Linked DNA regions of Mus musculus: region 2 is linked to region 1. The links are chromatin loops, found by intact Hi-C in ENCODE. Cell type or tissue: left cerebral cortex. All regions are shown on one strand. Each heading gives the region's core, and the rest is flanking DNA. Links, peaks and the distances in the headings are about the cores only.

Region 1 (12,454 bases), core at 1,198-9,197:
CAGCACGAGAAGAAGCCCCATGAGCGGAGGCTGGAGCAGACAAGTGTGATCTGCTTAGCACAAGCACATCTCCTGAGTCAGGTGATTTCAAATACTGGCAATTTCAAGTCGGCATTTTAGGAACCCTTCCTGACCGGCTTATTCCAGACAGCACGAGAAGAAGCCCCATGAGCGGAGGCTGGAGCAGACAAGTGTGATCTGCTTAGCACAAGCACATCTCCTGAGTCAGGTGATTTCAAATACTGGCAATTTCAAGTCGGCATTTTAGGAACCCTTCCTGACCGGCTTATTCCAGACAGCACGAGAAGAAGCCCCATGAGCGGAGGCTGGAGCACACCTGCCCTGTAGGTTTCTGTGGATTCCTTAGATGAGCAAGCACCTGTGATACTGTCTATGCTCAGGACAATGCTGTGTTTGCACTCTGGTGAAGGGCGTGGCAGGAAGCCCTGGTGCTGTGTGGCGTGTGCCTTGCACAACTTGCACTCTTGTAACTGCAGCTGCACGTTACGTATAAGCATATACAGCTTGCTGCCAGGTAGGGAACTGGGGTAGGGAAAGGAAACTTACAGTCTTAGAATGTCTTGAGCATGGCTTCTGAATTACTGAATAAAATCTAAATGATCTGCCAGGTAAGCAGTCAGAAGGAGTGACAACATGTAAACAGAACAGCCAGCATGGTGGTAGTGGTGGTGGTGGGGGGACCCTAGGTAGAACCACCACAGGGAAGGGACCTGAGCTGCAGTGACCACCCTGGGTTTTAGCCTCTGAACTAGAAGGCATTCTCTGCTTCTCCCTGGGGCAACCATTCACTGCCCAGGTTTGACTCCTCCAGGTTCCACAAGCTTTGTTTCTGGAGTTCTTGGACCAGACATCAACCAAGTTATGGCCAAGCAGATACGTTTCATGTGGCTCACATGAGGGTGGTTTTCCTAATTGGGTCATGATTTTAAAGTACAATTAGCTCACAGTGGGAGTAAAACTGCATCTCTAGGGTTTGTTTTGTTTGTTCCCTTTAATTGGAAAACTTGGGTTGTTGGAGGCACACATCCCACATGACACTCAGCCAGCCACATTCTGGCTGTAACATTTGAAAAGAGTCATCCAGTTCCCCTCAGACCCTTCCCATTGCTAGCTCTCTGACAGACACCTCATTAGTTGGTCCCTATGGGTGTCAGTCTGTGGTGGCAAGCCCCGGATAAACACTGGAGAGAAACAAACCTGTTAACTGTATTAGTGTATCGTAGGACAAAAAGATAAACTGCTACAATTCCTACGGATGCAAGATCAAAATGCCAAGCCCTTTGTATAACGATGTTTAGGAATTTGAAGATAGCTACCACCAAGAATGAAATCAAGGTTGAGACTTCTCTCTCTCTCTCTCTCTCTCTCTCTCTCTCTCTCTCTCTCTCTCTCTCTCTCTCACACACACACACACACACACACACACTCTCTCTCCTTTTGAGATGGTATTTGGTATATTTAGCATTGTCTCTAGTTCATGCAGGCATGAGCCACTACATCCAATGTATGTGCTAAGAACCAATCAAACCCAAGGCTTTGGTATACACCAGGCAAGCACTCTACCAACAGAGCCACCTCTAACACCATAGAGCAAGATACTCTGAGCATAGGCAACTGCACAGCTCACACACTCAGAAAGCCAACTCTACATAGTAAGTAGGTGTGTTGAGTTAACAGAGAACAGGTGCCTTGCCCCTAACATGGCAATTTAGCTGTCCTGTCCTCATTAGGAAAAGAGGGAGGGCACTGGTTCCTGGAATAAATGCTGGGGGGCTCTGAAAAATGACCACTGCCTCCCTCCTGTGATGGAGGCCAGAAGTGACTTTAATCGAATTGGAGATGGGGAAATAGATCTGACACTGCTATGCAAGGAATACAATAAAAATATATTCCTACCCCACCATGGTGCTTTGCACATGTGGGTGGGTCCTAACAGGGATTCAAATAGGCACAAATGTTAATGTGCTAAAACCCAATAAAGTAGTTTAATTTCCTAGAATTTTGTCTGTTCTGTTGCAGTAAATATTACTTGGGGTTTGTATTGCACTTTCGATCATTTAACTCTCAAATAAAAGACACAAAACCTTTATTATAAGCCTTAAAAGCACTAGAGCTGGGCATATACCAACCCTCTGTGCTGTTTTGTCTACTCGACTGTCAGTAGTCCCAAGATGTCACTTGCCACATTTCGCCTTGGCCGCTCCTGCTCCAACTGGCCGCCCCTGACAGCCATGCTCTCAGGATCCACCTACCCCATGGTGCCTTCTTCCTTTTTCCAACCCTCCCCATGCCAAGGAACTGAAGCCCCAGTACCCCTCTTCTGCCCAGCTACAGGCTGTAGGCATCTTTATTCAACCAATAGTTTTAAATTAAGGTACAAGGTTTGCACAACAAAATCTGGTATAAGTGAGAATTGAGGCACTAGACTTGTCTTGAGGCAACCAGACCTTGGAATACAGAAATTAGCATTTCATTACATAGCTACAAACCAAACCTCAACATTGTTCGTCCTTGTGAAGTGAGTCATTCATTCATTCATTCATTCATTCCAATAGACTTTTTGTTTTTTAACAGCACTTCAGGTTTACAGAAAAACAAGGTCACTTGATAGCTGCATAGTATAAGGTAGCCTTTGTCTCTGACTGAATGTGCAATCTCCCACATGGTCCCCTCTGTTTGAACCCTTGGTCCTGGGCTGCCCAAATGGTGGCACTGAGGAGGACACAGACCTTCAGGTACTGGAGCCATGCTGGAAGAGATGGAGTACTGAGTGGGGGTGGGGCAGTTACAGATTACAGCCAGGCCCTGGTTCCCACCCCAGACCTCTAGCCCTTTGCCCCTGGGATGAGAGATGTCGCAGCTACACACCCGAGCCATCATGAAGTCTGCCACATTTCACCACAGTAAGGTGTGTCCCTTTAGACTGTGAGCCACAAAGGACCTGCCTTCTGCATGTGCTGCATCCAGGCACCTCATCTTCCTGCCAAGAAAATAACCAGCACAGACAGCTCTCCTGACAAGACGACAAGATTCCCAGAACCAAGAATTCTAAGATATGCTTTGTGACTAATGGTGTCATGGCCTCTCTGGTTATTTTTCAGCGACCCTTTTTAAATTTTTATATTGAAATCATTTCAAAACTGAAGAAAATGGACACTCTGAGAATCTGCTTACCCCTCACTCAGGGTGATTATGTGTGCCCCTCTCCCATGGAGTCTAGATAGTATACACCCACGTGTATGATCAAGTGCCTGGACGCATCTCAGAATATACTCAAGATGTACAGAACTCTGCCTATTCTTTTTGAGGGAGGACCCATTGTGTATCCTCAGGCTATCCTTGTACTCTCTGTATAGCCTTGACTTCTGTCTTAGTCATAGTTCTCTAGTGTCACAGAGCTTATGGAATGAATACATACATACATGTGTATATGGGTGTGTGTGTGTGTATGGGTGTGTGTGTGTGTGTGTGTGTGTGTGTGTGTGTAAATGACTTATAGGCTGCAGTCCATACTAACTCAACAATGGCCAGCTGTGACTGGGAAGTCCAAGAATAAAGCACTTGCTCAGCCCCAGGAGGCTGGGTGTCTCAGCTGGGCTTCTGTAGAAGCTGGAATCCTGAAGCAGTAGGTTCCAACAGATGTGCTGGCAAGTAAGTGCAAGCAGGCAAAGAAAAACGAACCCTTCCTTCTTCCATTGTCCTTATACAGGCCTCCAGCAGAAGGTATGGCCCAGATTGAAGGTGTGCCTCCAGATCTGGATTAAAGGTGTGTGTCTATGTAAATTAAGAGAATGTGTCATCCCACCTCATGATCTGGATCAAAAGCTTGTGTCTTCCAGCCTCAGGATCTAGGTCAAAGGTGTGACTCCATTTCTGGATTGTAGTTCATTCCAGATATAATCAAGATGACAAGCTTGAATAGCCATCACAATTTCCTTATTCTCCTGTCTTTATTTTCTGGATGCTGGAATTAAGTTCGTATCATGGCACCCGGTAGTACTTGGAATTGAACAATGCCTCATGGATGCTAGGCAAGCACTCTATGTGGGGGGGATATGATCAGGAATCCCTGTGGATACCAAAATCGGCGGATGCTCCCACTCCTATATAAAATAGCATTGTATTTTCATGTGCCCATATATGTCTTCCCATAAGTGTTAAAACACATTGAGATAGCTTATAGTGCCTTATACCCTATAAATGCTTACAGAATAATAACAAGGGAAGGACTTAGTGATCAATACAGAGGCACTCTTTTCCATAGCCTACCAATGTGGATAGACAACTGTGTTTCCATTAATGATATAACTACATGGCCAAGACCCGATAAAGTCATGTTGACAACCTGCACAATAATACCACCAGTTCACAAGCCAGCAGGGCTGGGGGAAATTTAACAAGGCTCCACCCACATTAAGAGCAACAGGCAATTAATGGCTGTTAAGAGAGAACCAGTCTTCTCGAGGAAAGAAACCCCTGGTGGGTGATTCAGTGTCAAAGCATCATTTCTAAACACATGAACATACGAGCAACTCTGGCTAGACTCAGCAGGTTGTACATATGTAGCAATAATAACTAAAGAGAACATGAAGTTGAGAAGGAGTGGGTGTGAGGGCAGGGGAGGAGCTAGGGGCTGGAGATGGAAATGATGCAATACAGTACTCGTGTCTAATTCCCAGAATATAATGAAAAACGCTGGAAAGAGGGAGTTGCAAACGCCTACACTTTGGAATTTATAAACATCCTGCTTTTTTTTTTTAGATCAAAGTCCCGCCCACCTGTCTTACTATGGACTCACAATATCCAAATCAGTTATGACATGATTGCTCCTTTATTTCTTTTCCTGTTATCCCGTGACACATGCATGCATGTGTACTAAGGCGCGCACACACACATATGTTTGTCAAATGGGTTATTCTATTCAGTGATCTAAGAGTCATTGCTGTTAGCATTTATGTTAATGCTAACATTGTCCCAGGTGTAGCCCACGGAGTCCCCAGGTTGCCCCTGTGTGCTTTCCAGGTGTTCTTGTCTTGCACAAACAAGAAGATACTCCAGCCTCATTCTGTGAATCTCCAGCCCATGAGTCTGGCCCCTTTGGTATTTGTGCCTCTAGGTTCTGCACTTGTGACAGTAGGTTATTTTTATATATAATTATGACATTGTTCATCATGCGTGATAGTTATTAACAAATGATCCTATTCCAAGGCTGTACCTTGTAGCTCATCTCACCTTCAGGACACACTGGCAGGAGTGCCTTCCTCTTCTTTCTTCTCTGTGACACAGCAGTGACAAGCTCCCATTAAAGCCTTGGAGTGTTGTCCATGATAGCACTTAACGCAGCCCTTTGTTTCTCAGCTATAATGACTAACTCTCAGCCTCTCTCCAAGGCACGATGGGACTAAAACAAACTCCGTGTATGTCTTTAGAGAAAGCCAACAAGGAGAGATCAAAAATCTTAGTGAATTTCCTCATCTTAACAATAAGTTCCTGCCTGCTGGTGGTGGTATGCCTTTAATTTAAATTAAAATTATAACAGAATTCTCTCCTTTAAAATTATTTTCTCAATGGTTTATCTTTAGCTTAAAATTTCACATAGTTACAAATAAACTTAATTCTAATATTTGAAATGAGACTTCTTAGCTGGACAGTGGTGGCAAGCATCTTTAATTCTAGCACTCGAGAGACAGAAGCAGGCAGATCTTTGAGTTTGAGGCCAGCCAGCCTGGTCTACAGAGAGTTCCCGGACAGTCAGGGCGACACAGAGAAACCCTTTCTTCAAAACCAAAGCAACAGCAACAACAAAAAGGAAACAACAGGCTCCTAACGCCACCTGTTTTGTCTGTGTGTTGCTTTGGAGTGGCAGAAACTATCAATGCCTCCTACAGCAGCAAGAATGGCATGATGTCAGAGGAAAGTTTAATTAACCCGTTTTACAAAACAGAGAGCGGGCAAGAAAGGGGTGAACAGAACGTTGAGTAACTGCCTACATCGGCCACCAGGTGGCAGAGTAGCACGCACAGTCCTAGAGCGGCTTAGGAGGCGCCGGTGAAGTTCAAGAGCTTGGCTGTGCTTTATTTACAGTCCTACAATATTCCAAAGGTTTATTTTTTCAAAAGACATTATGAAACCAACTTCTATTGTATTTTTATAGTAATTATATGCAAAATGATAATATTTTAGTCATTTAGTGTTTTAATACTAAAAAGCTATTTATCAGGAATATTTGAAGCTGATACATTAAAAAAGTGAACACTAAAAACAAGTGCTTCAGTGTTTAGTCTGAGGTGTGTGTGTGTGTTTGTGTGAGTGTGTGTGTGTGTGTGTGTGTGTGTGTGTGTATGTGTACATCTGTGTGTATGTGTGTGTCTTGTGTGCTTCTTGTATGAATGTGTGTGTGTCTATGTGTATGTGTGTGTGTCTGTGTTTGTGTGTGTACTTAAAATTGTTCTGTTCACTTTCATATTTTTAAGTACATTTCACTTATTAGGTATGTAAGTAAAAATTTGTAATCCTATTTGTGCAATTTCAAAGATGAATCTGTGTGTTAATGCTTATGTATGTGTATGTGTGCATGCCTGTGTATGTATGTGTGCGCGCGCGCGTGTGTGTGTGTGTGTGTGTGTGTGTGTGTGTGCGTGCATGCAAATGCACTCATGCACTTCTAGAGAAATTACAGTTTCAATACATCTGTATTGAATCTACAAGTGTTCTGGACAGAGTAGATAATTATAGCCAAATTCATCCGGACTATATAGATTTTCGCCTTAAATTGTTTTCTTCTATGAGTACAAAGCTCCCACGTTTCATATGGGCCTTTCGATCTTTATGCTCATTATAATGCTTAACACTGAGCAAACAAAATGCTTCAATATCTACATTTAACAATCCAATCTAAAGAATGCACCGCTATCCATTCCAAATGGCCATTCTAAGTGTGTGGGTGAATATGTGGTTTTGTGGTTGCACATGTCCATATGCTGACCAGGCAAGAGGTCAGCCTCAGATGTTTTTCCTCAGGCACTGTGTACCCTGTTTTGAGATGGGGTAGCTGACTTGGCCAATAGCTCACCAGTTATTCTAGGCTGTCTGGCCAGGGGACCCCAGGGAGTCCATTGTCTCCACTTCCCTAGTGCTGGGGTTACAAAACAGGACTATGCCTGATTTTTTTACATTCTTGCTAAAGAGCAAACTCTGGCTGTGCATGCAGCCCTCACTGTTAACTCAGCGTCCTTCCAGACCCTCCAGGGAATTTCTGATATCTCCGTTTCGAGGGTCTTTGCAACACTGGTTTTCTCTGAGATTCTAAAGCTGAAGTGTCAATAGGACCCTTTCAACTCAGTAGAGCAAAGATTGTTCCAAGTACATCACAGCTAGAGTGTAAGACAACGGTTGTGGCTTGGCTGTGTGAAAGTGGAAATCAGCTAAGAGAGACTGGGAGGGGAGACTGGTTAGAAGCTCTGCCCTTCCTGTAAACATGTGCGATCAAATGTTGAGAAACCGGCGATGACTTACCTCCTTGCTACTAGCTGCTAGATGGAGCTCAAGTAAGATCTGGCTCGCCCGCATAATCTCTAGTTTACACGTCCCATTTAAAAGACAAAGGAGCAGTTTTGCTAAATATCGCATTTGTATTTTCACTTACAAACTAACAGAGGAATTTGGCAGGCGCCCCTCCGTGAACTTGGAGCGCTTACTTTCTGGCGGGGCTCCTCCTTGGGTCCTAAGCTTAACTGCTTCTGCAGACGTTTCTATATTGCACTCTGGGTAAATCAATCCTCTAAATGGGAAAAGGGGCATTCTTTCACTCAGGGGGTGAAGGATAGCTCTTCAAGTGGGGACATTTATTTCATCGGCCGTTTTCTTTCTTTCTTTCTTTCTTTCTTTCTTTCTTTCTTTCTTTCTTTCTTTCTTTCTTTCTTTCTTCCTTCCTTTCTTTCTTTCTTTCTTTCTTTCTTTCTTTCTTTCTTTCTTTCTATTACTTCTCTTTCTTTAATCTTTCCATTGTTTTAAAAAATTAAAAAGGCTTCATGTGATCCCGAGCCTCGGTTGTTGGTCAGTGGCCTGCTGCCCTGTTGACGTGAGCAATCTAAATATAGGAATGAGGGGATCGTCCACATTGGCTCTCAAGTCATGCTTTCTTTCTACGGAAAACACACGATTCAATTTAATTACATCATCTGTCATTCTCCAGGACAGGGCTTCCAACAGGGCCAAACAATCCTGAAGCCAGTTCATCTCTTTTAAAGAGGGCTAATCAGAAGGGATTTGCGATATTGAAATAACGGAGAGGCCGTTGTGATTGATTCTGAGCAATTCAGGAATGAAGAATTCTTCCCCAAAGCCCCAAATCATTGAGCCGGCTCTGTTTTAAAATAATGGAAGCGAGCCGCATCTCTTACATATCACACCGGTGCTGTCTGTGGGTTCCCCAAACGCTTGGAATGAAATGTGTTTCTATCAACAAGGATGAATGGATTACAAATGACAGCAAAATGCATAAGGCAGCTCTGTACAATTCTGAGAGCAGAAATCCTTAGTGTTAAAAGACAGAAATCTGTTCCGGGAAAATAATATTTAAAGAGAGTTTCCACACCAAAATTATTTCCATTGTTTCTTTACAACAAGAAAAGACAAACATTGCGGAGGAACTTTCCACAGCCCTGTTGACGGGAATGCCAAGTTTTGCTACTAATGTAGAAAGCAGTAATTACGTTTTTAAAAATGACAACTCTGGTAATTATACATTTAAAATATGAATCCCAATGTTTAATTAGGTCATATGACTATAATATCAGCTTGCATGAGCAGCACACCAATTTCTAGCAATTCAAAGAAATACAGGCATAAAGGCTGCTATGATTGTGACATTTAAATAGAATGAACCATAATGTACTACATTATTCTTTAAATATTTTAATGTTTACCAATGTTATTGAGTAATGAAGTTTGTCATCATGGCTTATTCTTCATAAATAATTACTCTGGTAGCAATGAGTGTACTAGAACATTCGTGTGTTCCTTCCAAATTAAACACATAGCTAGACTCAAACATACATTTGAACGTGGTTTTGTATATTTCAATATGCCTAAGTAAATAATATGTTTCTTAAATTAATTACAGCAAGTTTTATGTTAGGAAAGTAATTCTCATTTTACCCTGTATTATAAACCCGTATTTATTATTATTATTATTATCATCATCATTATTATTATTACGTTCACTTCTTCCCATTTTTCATTTATAAATTCTGCATCTCTTGGCTTTTTAGTCTTTGTCTCACTGATTACTATTTCCAAGAAGCTTAAATGCCTGTGCTTTACAAAGTTTCATTTTGTCGTAGTTTTTTAAAATTAGGTTTTCAAAGCTTGTTTTAAATTACTCTTTTTTTCTCTAAACCACACGGATATGTATCTAATAGCTTTATTTGTTGCAAACACAAGATAGCCGTTGGTCAGTTACTGAGTCTTTGCCCCCACCCTCTCTCTGCTGTGCTTGAAGAGAATTCTTTCTAAGGCTGTGCTGAGTTTTGATATCCGAAGCCCATAATATCACCTTTCTATCCCCAAATTTGCTCTTGAAGATAAAAAAAAAAATCAATTAAGCAGATTCTGCGGAATTCATTTGCACATGTTGGTGACACAAGCTTTTAAACACAAATGCTAAACACCTCCTTACATCAAAGTAATGATTTACACAGCTGAGATGCTCGGGTGCCTTTTCATTTCGTCCCTAAAAGCCGGATTTCTTAATGTGGTAACCGCTACTGGGCAATCCTGCCTTGCCTTCCTTCAGCACTCCGCCCTTAACAAAACATTGCCGGAAAATGTTTCGAATCCTCTGTTTTTGTAGCTACATCTGCTAAAAGCTACATCAGAAGCCTGAGAATCTACTGTGATAAACAAAAGAGAAGTCCTTTCTGGAAAAAAAAAAAAAAGTGAATCACTTTTGTGTCCTGAAGGATTATATATGATTATATATTATTGTATTAAATGGGGAAAGGAGAGAGAGAGAGAGAGAGAGAGAGAGAGAGAGAGAGAGAGAGAGAGAGAGAGAGAGAGAGAGAGAGAGAGAGATCCTTCTCGAAGCCACGGTGAGGTCCCTGAAGTTGACGGAGCAGTGAGTTGACCATGTCTGGCAAACCTGCCTGACCTCCCAGCAGTTAGAAATGTCTGGTGCCTGAGACTGTGGCTTTAAACAGAAAACCTGTGTTTTAACAGGAGGGGTCATTTCAGCTCGTGGTCATCAAGCATGATGCAAGAGAAGGTTGGGGACGTAGCCTTCACGGGACCTACGTTGTCACCTTTTCTAATTTTACGAATGTGAAAGAAACAGTATGCTTTCAATTTCTCCTCAGTTCAGTTTCATTAATTCTCCCCAAACATGAGCACATGGCAGGCACCCAGAGCTGGGGGCGGGCCTCGGGGTTGAGGCGCCTCCGATATATAACCTGTCTTCTAGTCTTCATATTGACTGGGCGCTTCTAGCCTGTATCGCTGTGGCCCCCTGAGCCACAGAGGAACGCTTGATTTCAAATCGCTGTGCAGCAGACGCAGCCACCAGGACAGACTTTGTGTAATAGTACAATCCCCATTCCCTTTACAATATCTTAGGTATTCTACTGCACAAGGTGTTGAAAAGTTCAGGCCTTTTCCAAGAAGTACCCTTGCTGTCATTACCTGGAAGTTATCAGTAAGAATTAGTTATTTCTTTACAAAAACTCACTTGGAGACCAAGGAACTAGGCATGGGTAATAATGCTAAAAAAAAAAAAAAAATCTACACACTATTTTCATGTTTGCACTGGGCATTTTCAAATGCACTGTAGACTCTAGAATATGAATTATGATCCTGTTTATATTGAATGGAGTGGGTAATTACTAGCTATAAATCAGTTCTGCTATCTTGAAAGCACAGCCTTCTTACTCCAGGCATCAACATAAATAAGTTTTAGACCTGTGCTGAGTCTGTTGTGCTTCATGAAATAAAACCTGTAAACGTTTGAAGTTTCCAATCTAAAATAAAAATATTTCCTTTGATTCAAAAACCATATATATTCCCCATACCTAGTATTTGCTAAACATACCAAAAGAAAGCTGTTTCATCCACTAGGAAGGAGTCAATTCCTTAGGATGCCCTCCTCAATACTAACATAGAAGTGTGGCCTGTTTCCAGACCTGTCATTTACTCTGAGTAGCTTCGGAGACAGAGACCAGGAGTCTGCTTGCTGAATCCTCCCACTGTTGGCTGCTTACCTTGATAGCCAGATGTGCAAGAACCCTGCTATGCTGAGATTCCACTACCAAGGGTCTGTTCTAAGTATCTGGGAAATTTTTAAGCCAGATATATTTCCGGAAGCTGGCAGTTTGTTCTGAACCTTCCATGGGACATAAAAGTGTTATTAGGACGGGAACAAAAAGTGGCCAGACTTAGAGAAAAAGTTGATATTCCTACAGTAGACTGCAAGCTGCCTGCTAACCTCAAAGTCCTTGGCGCCTGTGCAGAAACACACAGTTTAAAGCAAGTTGTCAGGTGTAGGGGAATTCAGGCAAGCAAAAGGCAATGCAGGGGTGGTCAGAGAGACACTGGGGCCTCTGTCGGAACTGCCACAGGCTGCCTTCTTTATGGCATTCCAACCCATCCTTTGCCTCTGCATCTTCATTTGTAGGAGACCAAGAAGCTTGGCAAGCAGTCTCGTGGTCTCTCCTGTTTCTGTGAGTTGGTGTGTGTGTCTGTCTGTCCAATACTCCTACCAGTCTTATTCTTTTTCAGAAAACATCATCCTAGGGGCTGGAGAGAGAACTCAGTGACTGAGAGCACTGCATGCTCATGCAGAGGACCCACACTCTGCAGTCAACACCCAGACTGAGCAGCTCAAGACTGCCTGTAAGCCCAACTCCAGGGACTCTGACATATTCTTCGGGACTCTACACTTAACACATGTGGCATCCATCCGTACACATAAATACAAAATAAATTTAAAAATAAAATTTCAAAATATAAGACAGCATGTTTTTGACTTCTTTAATATACTAATGCATTTGATATGTATGCATGACTGTTTTCAGGGAATATTCAATATACATGTGTCTTGCTCAGTGGAAAAGTTACATTAATCTCAAAATAGTTCCTACATTGTGGTTTTGTCGAGTTTGTGGATTAGTGTGTTAATGAAATAATTATGAATTGTGTCCAGTGAGTTCTAATAAGAATACAGAAACATGCTGTACCATAAGGCATACTGAAATAAGAGTACACACACACATGTGATGTTATAGGTTTCTAGAAATAGTAACTTTTCCTGAGTCAAATCTGCCACAACTGAAAACAGCCTGTGGAGCCTTTATGGTGTTTTTAAGAAGTCAAATCCTCTGAAAGGTCAAAACCCTTTCTAAAACTGTGACAACAGTGACAAGTGTCCAGATTTACTTTG
Region 2 (12,454 bases), core at 2,830-10,829, 600 kb after region 1:
TTTTGGGTCATGTGACTCGGTCTAGGGAGGTGATGTGAAGAAAGTGCCCACAACCCTGGAATCAAACTTGTTTGGGTTTGTTGTTGTTGTTGTTGTTGCTGCTGCTGTTGCTGCTGCTGCTGCTGCTGCTGGTTTGGTTTGGTTTGGTTTGAGACAATATCTTACTCCATTCTCTAAGCTGTACTGGAACCCACTGTGTCATTAAGTCTGGCCTCAAGCTGGAGTCAATCCTCCTGAGGCAGAGTTGGGGGTTAGGGGTGGTTTAAGAACATGGAACTCTACATAGTTTGGGCAATTTTTAGTCTAGGACCCTTACCTATGTGCCCTATGCCATACATAGTGTGTCACTACATAGACTAGGCTGGCCTTGAGAGGCATTTTTCCTGCCTCAGCCTTCCAAATGGCATGGTTAAATGTGTTCTCAAATAAACCACCCTCTTCTTCCTCTTCTTCCTCTTCCTCCTCCTCCTCCTCCCCCATCCTCTTCTTCCTCCTCCTCTCTGCCTCCTCCTCTTCTTCTTCCTCCTCCTCTTCTTTCTTCTTCCTCCTCCTCCTCTTCTTTCTTCTTCCTTCCTCCTCCTTTCTTTCTATCTCTCTTTCTTTCTGTCTTCTTTTTTTTTTTTTTAGTGGGGTGTTGATTTCTTCAAGACAGGGTCTTGCTATGTACACTAGCTGTTTTGGAACTCACTATAAACTACATTTCCAAGCAATGGACATATTAAGCTGTGAGAAACCTAGCAGCCATGTGCACACTGAGCGTTATGCCACCCCTCTCCAAACAATGGATGTTTCTCTCCCTTAGTCACCATCAAATGTGGAGAGTTTCTAGTCAGTCACAGTCCAGTTATAACAGAAGTAGGAGCTGATCCAAGCTGAATTATTGTGGGAACACAACCAAGGCTAATCACGCCGTCTAAGTGAGCTTCTGTGTCTCCTGTCTCCATCTTCTACCTATGTATAGCCAGGCATGCCTATGGGAAGGGACATGTGCGGTATACAAAAGGTTATAGAACTCAAATCTGTCAATCACAACAAAGAACTGCATGTGGCATATTCTTAGCAATAATAACCTCCTCCCTCCCAAGACTCTAATACAGGAATTCCCAGACAATAACCTGGAGGGCTTGAGTCCTGCCCCTCAGGTGGCCCACTGTCACTCTGGACAACACTTCTGCAGTCACTTTGTTTGTGAATATGTTCCCTTGCTGCGTTGTGATCTCTGCGTGCCTATATTTTCACTTCCTTGAATTAGAGGCTAAGGACCTGGAGACATGGGGCCCACCAGACACTGTAACGTTCTCCTCAGCCTCCTAGAACTGGATTACAGGCCTGTGACCCCACATTTGACTTCCTAGCATCCTTCTGTAGGACTGTAATGTAGACAGACAGAAACATCAATTGAGTTGATTAGTTGAACCCAGTGTCTTCTCCCTTCACCTAAAATCCTTGTTTCCCTTTATAATAACACGGATCTGGTTTCTCTTCACCTGTCTCTAACCCACTGACACACTGGCCTTCCTTTTTTCCTGGAACCTGCCCAGTGACTGCTTCATTCTTTCCTGGGAGCCTGCAGGGCTGTGTTCCTGGGCTATCGCTCCTTCCCAATGTAAAGATCATCTCCCAACAACTGAAGTGAACTGGCAGCCACTTTAAAGTACACTCACCACTTTGCCCCTTCTTAGAATTGGAAACAATCACCCATGGAAGGAGTTACAAAGTTTGGAGCTGAGACAAAAGGATGGACCATCTAGAGACTGCCATATCCAGGGATCCACCCCATAATTAGCCTCCAAACGATGACACCATTGCATACTCTAGCAAGATTTTGCTGAAAGGACCCTGATATAACTGTCTCTTGTGAGACTATGCCGGGGCCTAGCAAACACAGAAGTGGATGCTCACAGTCAGCTAATGGATGGATCACAGGGCTCCCAATGGAGGAGCTAGAGAAAGTAACCAAGGAGCTAAAGAGATCTGCAACCCTGTAGGTGCAACAACATTATGAACTAACCAGTACCCCGGAGCTCTTGACTCTAGCTGCATACGTATCAAAAGATGGCCTAGTAAGCCATCACTGGAAAGAGAGGCCCATTGGACATGCAAACTTTATATGCCCCAGTACAGGGGAACGCCAGGGCCAAAAAGTGGGAATGGGTGGGTAGGGGAGTGGGGGGGGAGGGTATGGGGAACTTTTGGGATAGCATTGGAAATGTAATTGAGGAAAATACGTAATAAAAAATATATTTAAAAAAATAATAATAAAGTACACTCACTGCCTTACCTGACTTCCTTGTTGTATTGATCACTATATGAAGTTTTCCCAATCTGTGCACTACCTGCCCCCTTCCAGACCTCCTCTTAGACTCCTTATGGCTTCTCATGGTAATAGATATGTCCCCAATGCTTCCCACAATCCCTGGCCAGTAGTCAATGCTCAGTCCACATGAGCTGGACAAACAGATGGTTCCGAGCTTAGGTGTAAGCTTTGAACTTCAGTGACTTAGAAGGAAGCTTAATTTGTTTCTTTTTGTTTCTGTGATAAAATACCTGACCAAAGGCAACTCAAGAGAAGGAGAGTTCATTCAGGTTTAGAAAGAGTCATGGCAACTGGCAGAAAGCGCTGGAAGCTGAGACCCACATCTCCAATAGCAAACAAGAAGTACCGAGAAGAAATTAGAAGAGGGTCAAAGCTATGGCCTCTCAAAGCCAGCCCCAGGGAACCATTTCTCCAGCAAGGCTGCACCCTTAAAGGCTCCATAAGCTTCTCCAGCCACACCATCCACTGGGAACCAAGTGTTCAATTCAGAATTCGAACCATCACATAAGTCTTGATTGTTCTTACAGTGGGAATGGAGTTAACACCACAGCCAACTCAACTGGCTTGGGTTTATAAGACATCGCTCCTGGACATGCTGAAAATTCCATTTGCCCTTTTGAAAGACTGTTCTTAGGATGAGAGATTAGAACTGAGCACTACTGTTTCCCTGGTAAAGCCTGCTGATAGCCCGACTCTTCTGTCCATATAAATTTCCCTCTTCCTGGCCTCCAAATGATGGAGATGCGACATCTCTATGGCTAGGACTCCAGAAGTCAGCAGGCACCATGGCTATCCAAAGCTCCAGCATGACTTCTCCCCAAAGGCAGAGCAGAGAAGCATCTCGGATAAAAGGCAGCCAGTACTGCAAGGGAATAGTGCTAAGATACTCGGCACTCCAGCAGCCTACCCCACCACCACCACCATGAAGAAGCCTACACGTTTCCATTTCTACTAGGTGAATGGTAGGATGTGGTTGGTCTTACATCAGCTCAGTAAGCCTGTAGCCATGGGCTTTTGTTCAGTTCTTCCCTTGAAAGGTAAAACGGAAGACTGGCCCAGTTCCCAACCTGTAATCCCAACAGCTGGGAGGCTGAGATAGGAGGATTGCCTTGAGTTCAAGGCTAGACTTGGCTATATGGTGAGTCCAGCCTGAGTTACATAGTAAAACCTTGTCTCAAGAAGCAAGAAGATAGATGGTAGATAGATGGATGGACAGATGGATGGACAGACAGACGTAACGTGGGTGTATGGATGACAACTTTCCAGGTTTGAGTCCATCTGCGTCTAAGATGGCAAACAAATCCTGCTGACTTGAAACACAAAGGATGTTTAATGCTGCTTTTGTTCTAAGAAATAGCAAATTCTCCAAATCCAAAAATGAAAGCGAGAACTTCATCATTAGCGGGGAGAACCAGGAGTTGAGAGCACCGGAGCCAACTTCCCCTTTCAGAAAAGCTGTGTGAAGAAATCACGTCTTTAAAAAAAGCTGTGGTGAAATTTCTTGGGTCCGTGTGTCCTGGGAAAGTCTGATTATTTGTGTTTCTGGATCAACAGTTAATGTGTAAATGACAAGTTCCATTAATCTTGTCCTGCAAGCATCTCACTGTCAAACTAGATTTACTCTGGAAAGGGTTATCCCTTCTTGACAGACAAAAACCAAAGTGGCTTGTTCTGAGGGAAGGGAAGATGAAAAGGGATGAGGGAGAAGAGGGGGAGGAGGAAGAAAGGGGAGGAAGAAGGGAGGGAGGGAGAAGGGAGAGGGAGGGAGAAGAGGGAGGGAGGGACAGAAGGGAGGGAGGAGAAGGAGGAAGAAGAGGGAGGAGGAAGGGGAGTGAGGAAGAAGAGGGAGCAGAAAGGGGCTGTGTCTTTCCACACATCTCTTCTGTTAACTCCCCCGTCATTCCTTCTGCCTCACTTGCATCTTTCTGAGCCTTGGCCAAGCAGGTTCATTCCTAGAGTGAGATTTTTCCCAGCCAGCATGTACTGTAGAATGAGAGTCTGCACTTTCATGGCCCATTTAAGGTCTGCGAGGGTCTGGGTGGGTAAGAACTGCCTTCCTGCCAGCAGAGAGCAACATCAGCAGTGCTGAAACAGTCCTTCTGTTTGGCTCGGTGGTGCCATATGGCTTCATACAGTGTAGAGTGTGCACCCTGTCAATCGGAGGTTACACGAATTCTTTGCTATGTGGCAAGGAGAGAAAAGTGTCTTGCATGGATAAATTCTGTCAGCCTTCACAGAGGGCCTTGAAAGACTCATCAGTGGGGGATGGGGGCGGGGTTATGAGGTCTAAGGCCTCGCTGCTGACCAGAAGTCACAGTGCTTTTAAGGAAAGTCATTTAAGTACAATTGCTGTCAGCAGGTGACAGTTTCAACAATGAGATACCCACAGTGTTTGTAGGAACGTCTCTGGAGAATGTCGGATGATGATTTTTAACCCTTTCCAGTAAGCCATTCAAAATCCTGACATCCAGGCAGAGCACTTAAGTAAACTGGAATCCCCAGCAAAAACTAGGGAAAAGAACAAGAAGCAAACCCAAGGTCCTTGCACTGCTGTGGTCCAAAGCAACACATTTCATCCTAGGCCTAGCTCTCACCGCGGGATGACCCCAAGGGATAACCCCAAGGGGTGTAAGGAGTCTCTGTCCCACAGGCTATGAGGTCCACTGCGTTGCAAACCAACTTTAAACATTGATCGTTCTTCCTGGAAACAACCCTCGGGTTCCTGTCTGTATATGCATGCCCTTCTCGTGCTGCTTGGTGCCTTGTCACCCCCTTCCCTCTGTCCCCAGTGCTGCAGCCAGGGAAGGATCTGGCAGCGAGTCACTACCTCGCTGAGTTTGCGCTCCGCGCACCTGTTCCCCAGGGCTGATGGGAGCCAAGCAGGAGGCAGGTTTTCCCTGGTTTCGCCCAAAGTGAGCAGAGGTGCCTCGAGTTACCCTAGCAACAAGCTCTTCCCACAACCTTCCAGCATCCTTTCCACCCCTCAACTTTCCAACTTTTGGCAAATGTATTTCCAAAGAAGCAACAGGGGGATGACCCAGTTGGAGTCCAAGCCCGTCTGGACAAGAGCCCACAAGGATCTGGCTAGTAGCAAGGCCCTTGACAATAGGTTGGGGTGGGGAGAGAGACAGCCAGACAACCAGGGATGGGAAGATTAAGAAAATGGATGCAGAACTTGCCTGCCCCCCCCCCCCCGCAGCCGCCCCTCCCCGCGTGCCCCGGGAGATGAAGGAGGGGAAAGAATCAGGGCTTTAGGAAAAGAGACAGATGAGAGGAGATGAAGATAGAGAGATAGAGGTTGGAACAGGAGAGGGAGAGAGACTGACTCTAGCAACCAAGTCACTTCTCCTCAGGAGCCAGGCAAAATGCAACAGATACCCGATCCCCAAGCCGCAGTGTAGAAAGGGAGTGTGGTGACAAGAGTCTCCAGGTTCCAAACCAGAGACAAACTCCTTCTCAAGAGTCCCCGAGGCCGAGGGAGACAACCGTGTGCAGAAGAGTCTCTCCCCAACCCATCCCCTGCAGAAGGCAAACTCTTGCCCGCTGCTACCTGCCACTTGGCCAAGCCAGGCTGCGATACCGCCAGCGGAGACGTGGATATGGAGGTGGAGACGAGAAGGACTCACCCTGGCTGCTGGGGGGCTTTCTCTTCCGGGCCATCCTCAGTCTGGTCCCTTCCCCCCCGGGTCCGCCGCGCAGAGCCTCCTGTGCCGCGCAGCCCCGGGAGCTCCGTCGCCTGAGCTCAGCGAGCTCTTTGTGGCGGTGATGGCATATGCCAGGCGGCGGCGGTCAGGTTGCGCGCTCCACTCCACTCGGCTCTGCTGCGCGGGCGCAGTCGCCCCTCAGCTGCCCGCCGCCAGACCGAGCCCCCGCACGCTCTGCGGCGGCCACGGCGGCCCCCTCTGCTGTGCGGCGCCTCTACTGGAGGCGCAGCGCCGGGTCCCCGGAGCGCCAACCCAGCGCCCACCTCCCTCGATCGCGCGCCCGCCCTCCCCACGCGTCCCCCTCCCCACTCGCCGAGCCCTCCGTCCCACGGGCGCCGCCAGCCCTGGCACGGCACCCTCGTCCAGCGACAGTTGGTAGCGGCTGAGGACGGCAGGGACATTCCAGTCAGCAGGATTCAAGGGGGCTGTTGGACTGAACCCCAGTCTGGCATTCCTGTTTCTCAAGGGCACCGGGGTCCCCAGCTGACTGAGACAGGATCTGTCCATCACCTAAAAGAGCAGTCCTCCTCCGCAGACCCTGAATCACACCTGGGCGATGCGCTGGAGTGTCAGCTACTTCTGGTCCTCCTGAGGGAAGATGTTAAGCTGGAGGACCTGCAGGGAAAGAGAAGTGAATTCCCACAAATGGCCTGTCACCAGACCCTGGCAGGTGACCTTGCTCGGGTCCCAAGGCTCTTCATTTTGAGAGTTCAGCATCGCTTCTTGAGCTGCCAGGAAAAGGCAAATAAAGTTTGCCTATCTGGGTTAGAGTTGGTGCCCTGATTTCTTAACCTCCTACAGAAACTTAGGCCCTGGGGTCCCATTCTTTCTCGCTCTGGTTAGGAGGCCTACTGGCAAAGTTTCAAGTTCCCTGGAACTGTCCCCTCCTGGGTGCTAACGAGGGGCAGGTTGGTATATCCTGCTACTGCCCCCAGGCAACAGGAAAAGCTAAAGTTTAGGGCTAATCTGAAAATATAAAGGAGTCAGGGCTTTAAAAGAGTGGCAGATGCGGGACTAGTGTCTGGGATCCAAGCATTCGGGAGACAGAGGCACGAGGATGGCCATGAGTTTAAATCTACACTGTAGAGGTGGTTTAATAGTCCAAAGCACTTCCAATTCACATTTTTCTTTTCTTGTTCCTAAGTACAGCTTCCCATACAATCTATCTAATATTCAGCTGTGATGGTTTGTATATGCTCAACTCAGGGAGTGGCACTATTTGAAGGTGTGGCTTTGTTGGAGTGGGTGTGTTACTGTGGAAGTGGTCTTCAGATAAAGATGTAGAACTCTCAGCTCTGCCTGCATCATGCCTGCCTAGATGCTGCCCTGATCCCACCTTGATGATAATGGACTGAAACTCTGAACCTGTAAGCCAGCCCAATTAAATGTTGTCCTTATAAGAGTTGCCTTGGTCATGGTGTCTGTCCACAGCAGTAAAACCCTAACTAAGACATCGGTGATTACAACTCAATACCCATTGACAGAAGGTTATCCCAGATCTAGTATAGTTTAATAGAAAAAAAAAAAAAAAAAAAAAAAAAAAAACACCAGAGTCAAAAACCACTGATAAGTTCTAGACTTGGGTCATTATACCTCTGTAAGATTGGGTGAGTCACTTAATTCCTCTGGTGGTTTTCTGTTTTCTGGTCCTGTCAAACGTCATGTCAAAGAGTCTGAGATATTTCAAGCAAGCAATGTGACTCAGACCTGTCATCTAGTGCCTGAGAGGCAGAGAGGCAGAGAGGCAGAGAGGCAGAGAGGCAGAGAGGCAGAGAGGCAGAGAGGCAGAGAGGCAGAGAGGCAGAGAGGCAGAGAGGCAGAGAGGCAGAGAGGCAGAGAGGCAGAGAGGCAGAGAGGCAAAGAGGCAGAGAGGCAGAGAGGCAGAGGCACGAAGACGCAAGAAGCAAGAGAGGCAGGAAAGGCAGGAAAGGCAGAGGCACAGAGGCAGAGGGAGGCAGAGGGAGGCAGAGGGAGGCAGAGGGAGGCAGAGGGAGGCAGAGAGGCAGAGTCAGGGGCAGAGGGGCAGAGGCAGAGGCAGAGGGGGCAGAGGGGCAGAGGGGCAGAGAGAGAGGCAGAGAGAGAGGCAGAGAGTCAGAGAGAGTCAGAGAGAGTCAGAGAGAGAGAGGCAGAGAGAGAGGCAGAGAGAGAGGGGCAGAGAGAGAGGCAGAGAGAGAGAGGCAGAGAGAGAGGCAGAGGGGCAGAGGGGCAGAGGGGCAGAGGGGCAGAGGGGCAGAGGGGCAGAGGCAGAGACGTCCACCTAGTGAGCTCCAGGCCAGCCAGGACTACATAGTAGACCTTGTCTACAAAACAAATATTGGACTGTGATGGCCAATTAGTCCTGGTTGTTAGTTTGATTACACCTGGAATCAACTGAAACCCAGGCTGCTGGGCAGGCCTGTGAGGGATTTTATTCGGGTTACTTGAAGTCGGTAGCCTCACCCTAAATCTGAGCAGCACTTGCTAATGGCAGCCTAGGTGGTGGAGAAAGGAAGTTTGATGTCCTGCCTATTTGGCCTCACTCTCTCTCTAGCAAGTCCACTCAGCCTGTTGCCGAGACACACCCTTAGAAATGACATCAGTGGGCACTGCAAAATGGAATGGGAAAACTCAGACACCCACACCCTAACTTATATATAAAATTCCCAAAAATAAGCATTATTTTAAAAACACATAGTTGACCATGGATATGATGCCTGTTTGACTACTATCATCTAACCCAGGCATGTGCTGTGTCATCCTTTCTTTGGGATACATCCCAGTCTCACTCATGTGTGTTGCTTAGTCAGTTGGGTTTGTGTTGTTGTTTTATTGTTTTGGCTTGTTTGCTTTGGAGACAAGGTCACACTGTGTAGCGTTGGCTGACAGCAAAGTGACCATTCCCCCTCCTTCCCTCTTTACCTCAGAGTCCTCAATTTTACTTTAATAAACAAAATAGCTCCTTTCTCTGTGCCGCTCCCTCCACAAGTGAAATCCATCCAGAATTATCTCTTCTAACACAGTTTCTCGCTTAACTGGAAACTGCTTGCCACTGGGCTTGGTAGTACTTAAGTCCCAGCACTGAGGAGGACAAAGTGGGATGACTGCAAGTACCTGGGCTCCACAGCAAGACCCTGTCCCACAAACAAACAAGAGACAAAGTTCTCTCCAATTCTTCACATCCCCGAGGCACGTGAATATTTAGTCTCTGTGGAGATCCTACGTCTATCCAGAGCATCCCACTTTATCCCTGGGCACTATTATACCTGCTGTCTATATTAGAACAATGTCTTCAACTCGTGCAACTTTTGCATTCTGTGTTTTATTCCATCCTGACCCCCAAGTCTGTGGCTTAGATGGTAATTCCTGTCCTCAGTTCTAGATGATGGAAAGAGGTCGGTGGAGATGTGATGGCAGCTCGTGGCTTCTAGTACATCAACTCAGCATCCACCCAACATCAGCACCAGCTGCCGATTCTGAAGATCAAAGCCACTTCAGACCAGAGATGCTTCAGTGTGTACTTACTTATTCCTTACAAGAATAGTGTTGACACCGCACTTGCTTGTTTTGGTGTGGAAGTGGTTGCGTGTTTGGGTGGCTGGCACAGCTCACAGTGCAGTGCTAGGACCTTGGGAGTTACAATGGTGGCACTCTTCTTAGCTCTCCCTCTGTGTGGCAGGACTGAGGTATTCCCCACTCCTCAGCATGGATGCTTTCTCAGCAAAGGTGACTCAAAATTTCAGTTGGTTAGATTCGTCCTCCTTTTAGATGACTATGATTGATATATAATTTACATTTATAACACTTGCCTTCGTCACAGTTCTATTGCTCTGAACAGATGCCATGACCACGACAACTCTTATAAAGGAAAACATTTACTTGGGGCTGGCTTACAGGTTCAGAGGGTCAGTACAGGATCATCATCACCATGGCAATGGCAGCAAGCACTGAACGGGAACAGCAGCTGAGACCTACATCCTGATCCGAAAGCAGAGGAAGAGGGCCTGGCCTTGGCGTGGCTTTTGAAACCTCAGGGTCTACACTCAGTGACACACCTCCTAATCCTTCTCAAATACTGCCGCTCTCTGCTGACTAAGCATCCAAATATATGAGCCTAAAAGGGCCATTCTTATTTAAAGCACCACAACTCTCTGATGCACCAAGGTCATGACTTTCCAGGCCAAGAGTCTCCTGGGCAGCATACATTGCATGCTTTTGTTAAAAGGTTACAAATGAAATGCTGGCTTGGTTCAGTAAGGCAAAACAAATTATATAAGCCATTAAAACAGATGTAACACAGGAACAGGGAAGGGAGTGGAGTGGCCGAAGGTTGCACAGGAATGGCAGCAGGCTGCAGGAGCTCACAGCACCCCTCTGATTACAAGGGCTCTGGTTTTTTTTCAAGAAAATTAGGAACCCAGATTTTCTAGGGAAATACCCTTTGTGATGGTGACTAATATAAACAAGAAAGCCATGATTGAAAATAAGTGCGTATTAGTGCAGCTGCAACTGGGTTACAAAAAAAGAAAAATCACAATGTTTAAAATAAGTTTACAATATTATGTTGGTTCACATTTCTGTCTATCCTCCACAGCCTCAGGTTCAGCTCTGGAACGCTGGTTCTGACATAGAAAACTGAGAAAAGGCCCCCTACTCTCTAGGAGGATTGTGCCTTTCCCAAAATAATGGATGCCATAGACCCAATAAGTAAGGAGCCACTGGGCAAAAGCTAACAAGGAATTAATCATTCGTTAGTTTCAGACTGAAATCATGAAACATTGCACAACAGGAAATCTAAGTTCTGATCACTTCTCTGTTAGTATATACAATTCTGGCTTCCAACACCTTCTATACTAAGAGCCCCAACAGTTACTATGTTCCTCAAAGAGGTATAGTGCTTCTTAGAAGACAAGGGGTTACAGCGCCTCCTAGAGGACAAAGGTTACAGCGCCTTCTAGAGGACAAGGGTTTACAGCATCTGCTAGAGGACAAGGGATTAAAGCGCCTCCTAGAGGTCAAGGGGTTACAGAGTCTCTTAGAGGACAAGAGGTTACAGTACCTTCGAAAGGACAAGGGGTAACAGCACCTCCTAGAGGACAGGGGTTGCATCAGACCTGACAGGAAGTCTTTCTTGAACTTTGAATTCTTGTCTGGGTTTGTCTATGTCTGTACTAAGCCATCCCCACTCCTTTTAGTTTCTTGACCCCCAACCTTCTGTAAGCACGGTCACATTCCCAAGCAACATAGGTAGATAAGGATGCAGGTCAGTCTACGAATACAGAAAGATATTGCAGAAGCTTCCAGAGACGACTTCTTCCTTTCTAGAGCAGGAGATGGAGTTTTGTGCTATGTTTGAGGAAGACCATCTGATCAGAACAGCGATGATCCCACCTGCTTTGGAAATGAGGGAGCAGTGAAGGAGTGCCAAGGGGATCCGAACACCGTCAAGGTCAAGATGGCAATGAAGGCAATGGGGTGGATGTTATTTTACTCAACCAACTACAAGGCTGGAAAAGGGGGTGAGCACACTGGGTGTTTATAGTACGTGCTGTACAGAGAGGATCTCAGACAGTTAACAAGCCGCAGCATTTGATGAGACTGACAGAAAACGAAATTAGTGCGTAGCACCAAGTGCTGGCTCACGCCCATAGTTCCAGCACTTAAAATTCCATAATCTGGAGCTCTGGAGACAGAGAAGCTAAAGTGAGGCTGTGAGGACCCCCACTCCATAGTCAACAGGGGCGCTGGAGACAGAGCAGCTAACCTGAGAATGTTCACCTAACAAGTTTTGCAACGTATGTACCAGCCGGAGATGGCAGGGGTACTGGCTGAGGAGAGAGCGGTTTTATAACCCCAAATATAGGTTGTTTTCTCTCTTCCTTGTCTGGAAAATCAGAACGGGGTGATCTTACAGGTTGTTTGGGCCTTATCTTTCCCTCTGACACTAATGGTTGTCTAGTTTGGCTGTTTCCCGACAAAGGCTGGATGTAGCTTTATCTCTGGTTGTATGGTTTCTTTACTCAGAAGCTTCTCAGGCACACAGCCTTGTTATATCTGCAGGTCGTCAGACAACCTTGGCTGTTAATCATTCTCTACTCCAGGCTTCTGGCTTGGTTTGATGGAGCTGAATGAGCAGGAGTTAGCAGGGACCCAGGAGAGTCTGTTCACCCAAAGTTAGACTGAAGCTGACTGAAACCACTCTTGTTCTGAAGATGAACCTTTAGTTATTTTCACTCCTTACAGAGGAACGGGGCTGGAAGACTGCCATGAGTTCGAGAACAGCCTGAGCTGTGTAGTGAATTCCAGACCAGTCTGAATTAGAGAGTGAAGGGATTGCTGCTCAAGCAGGAGGCCCTGCGTTTGGATGCGAGCACCCACGGGAAAAGCCAGGCCGAGGCTGCTGCCACCTGCGCCCACTCCACTTGGGGAAGCAGAGGCAGGAGGATCCTTGGAGTTT

The links. Peaks named below come from ENCODE experiments on the same cell type or tissue, not always from the same donor. Only the 100,000 strongest peaks of a DNase experiment are listed, where the experiment ranks them.
Region 2: it touches region 1 in a loop (3-fold over the local background); 16 of 42 quality-filtered maps call a loop at or near these places.

Annotation. Positions count from the first base shown.
Region 1 is chr3:154,566,086-154,578,539 of GRCm38, reverse strand. It overlaps Tyw3 (tRNA-yW synthesizing protein 3 homolog (S. cerevisiae)), which reads left to right. Exons shown (of 6, transcript NM_172474.5): 6 at 1-2,020. Gm40186 (a long non-coding RNA gene) reads left to right here and starts at 11,423. Exons shown (of 3, transcript XR_867792.1): 1 at 11,423-11,907. In left cerebral cortex, for the core only: a CTCF peak has its summit at 6,014 (motif pointing right); DNase peaks (open chromatin) are centred at 6,016, 7,532 and 8,350.
Region 2 is chr3:153,967,288-153,979,741 of GRCm38, reverse strand. Slc44a5 (solute carrier family 44, member 5) reads right to left here and starts at 6,306. Exons shown (of 22, transcript NM_001081263.1): 1 at 5,944-6,306. The coding sequence starts at 5,977. In left cerebral cortex, for the core only: a CTCF peak has its summit at 6,205; DNase peaks (open chromatin) are centred at 4,403, 5,175, 6,056 and 6,496; H3K4me3 peaks cover 2,030 bases; H3K27ac peaks cover 987 bases.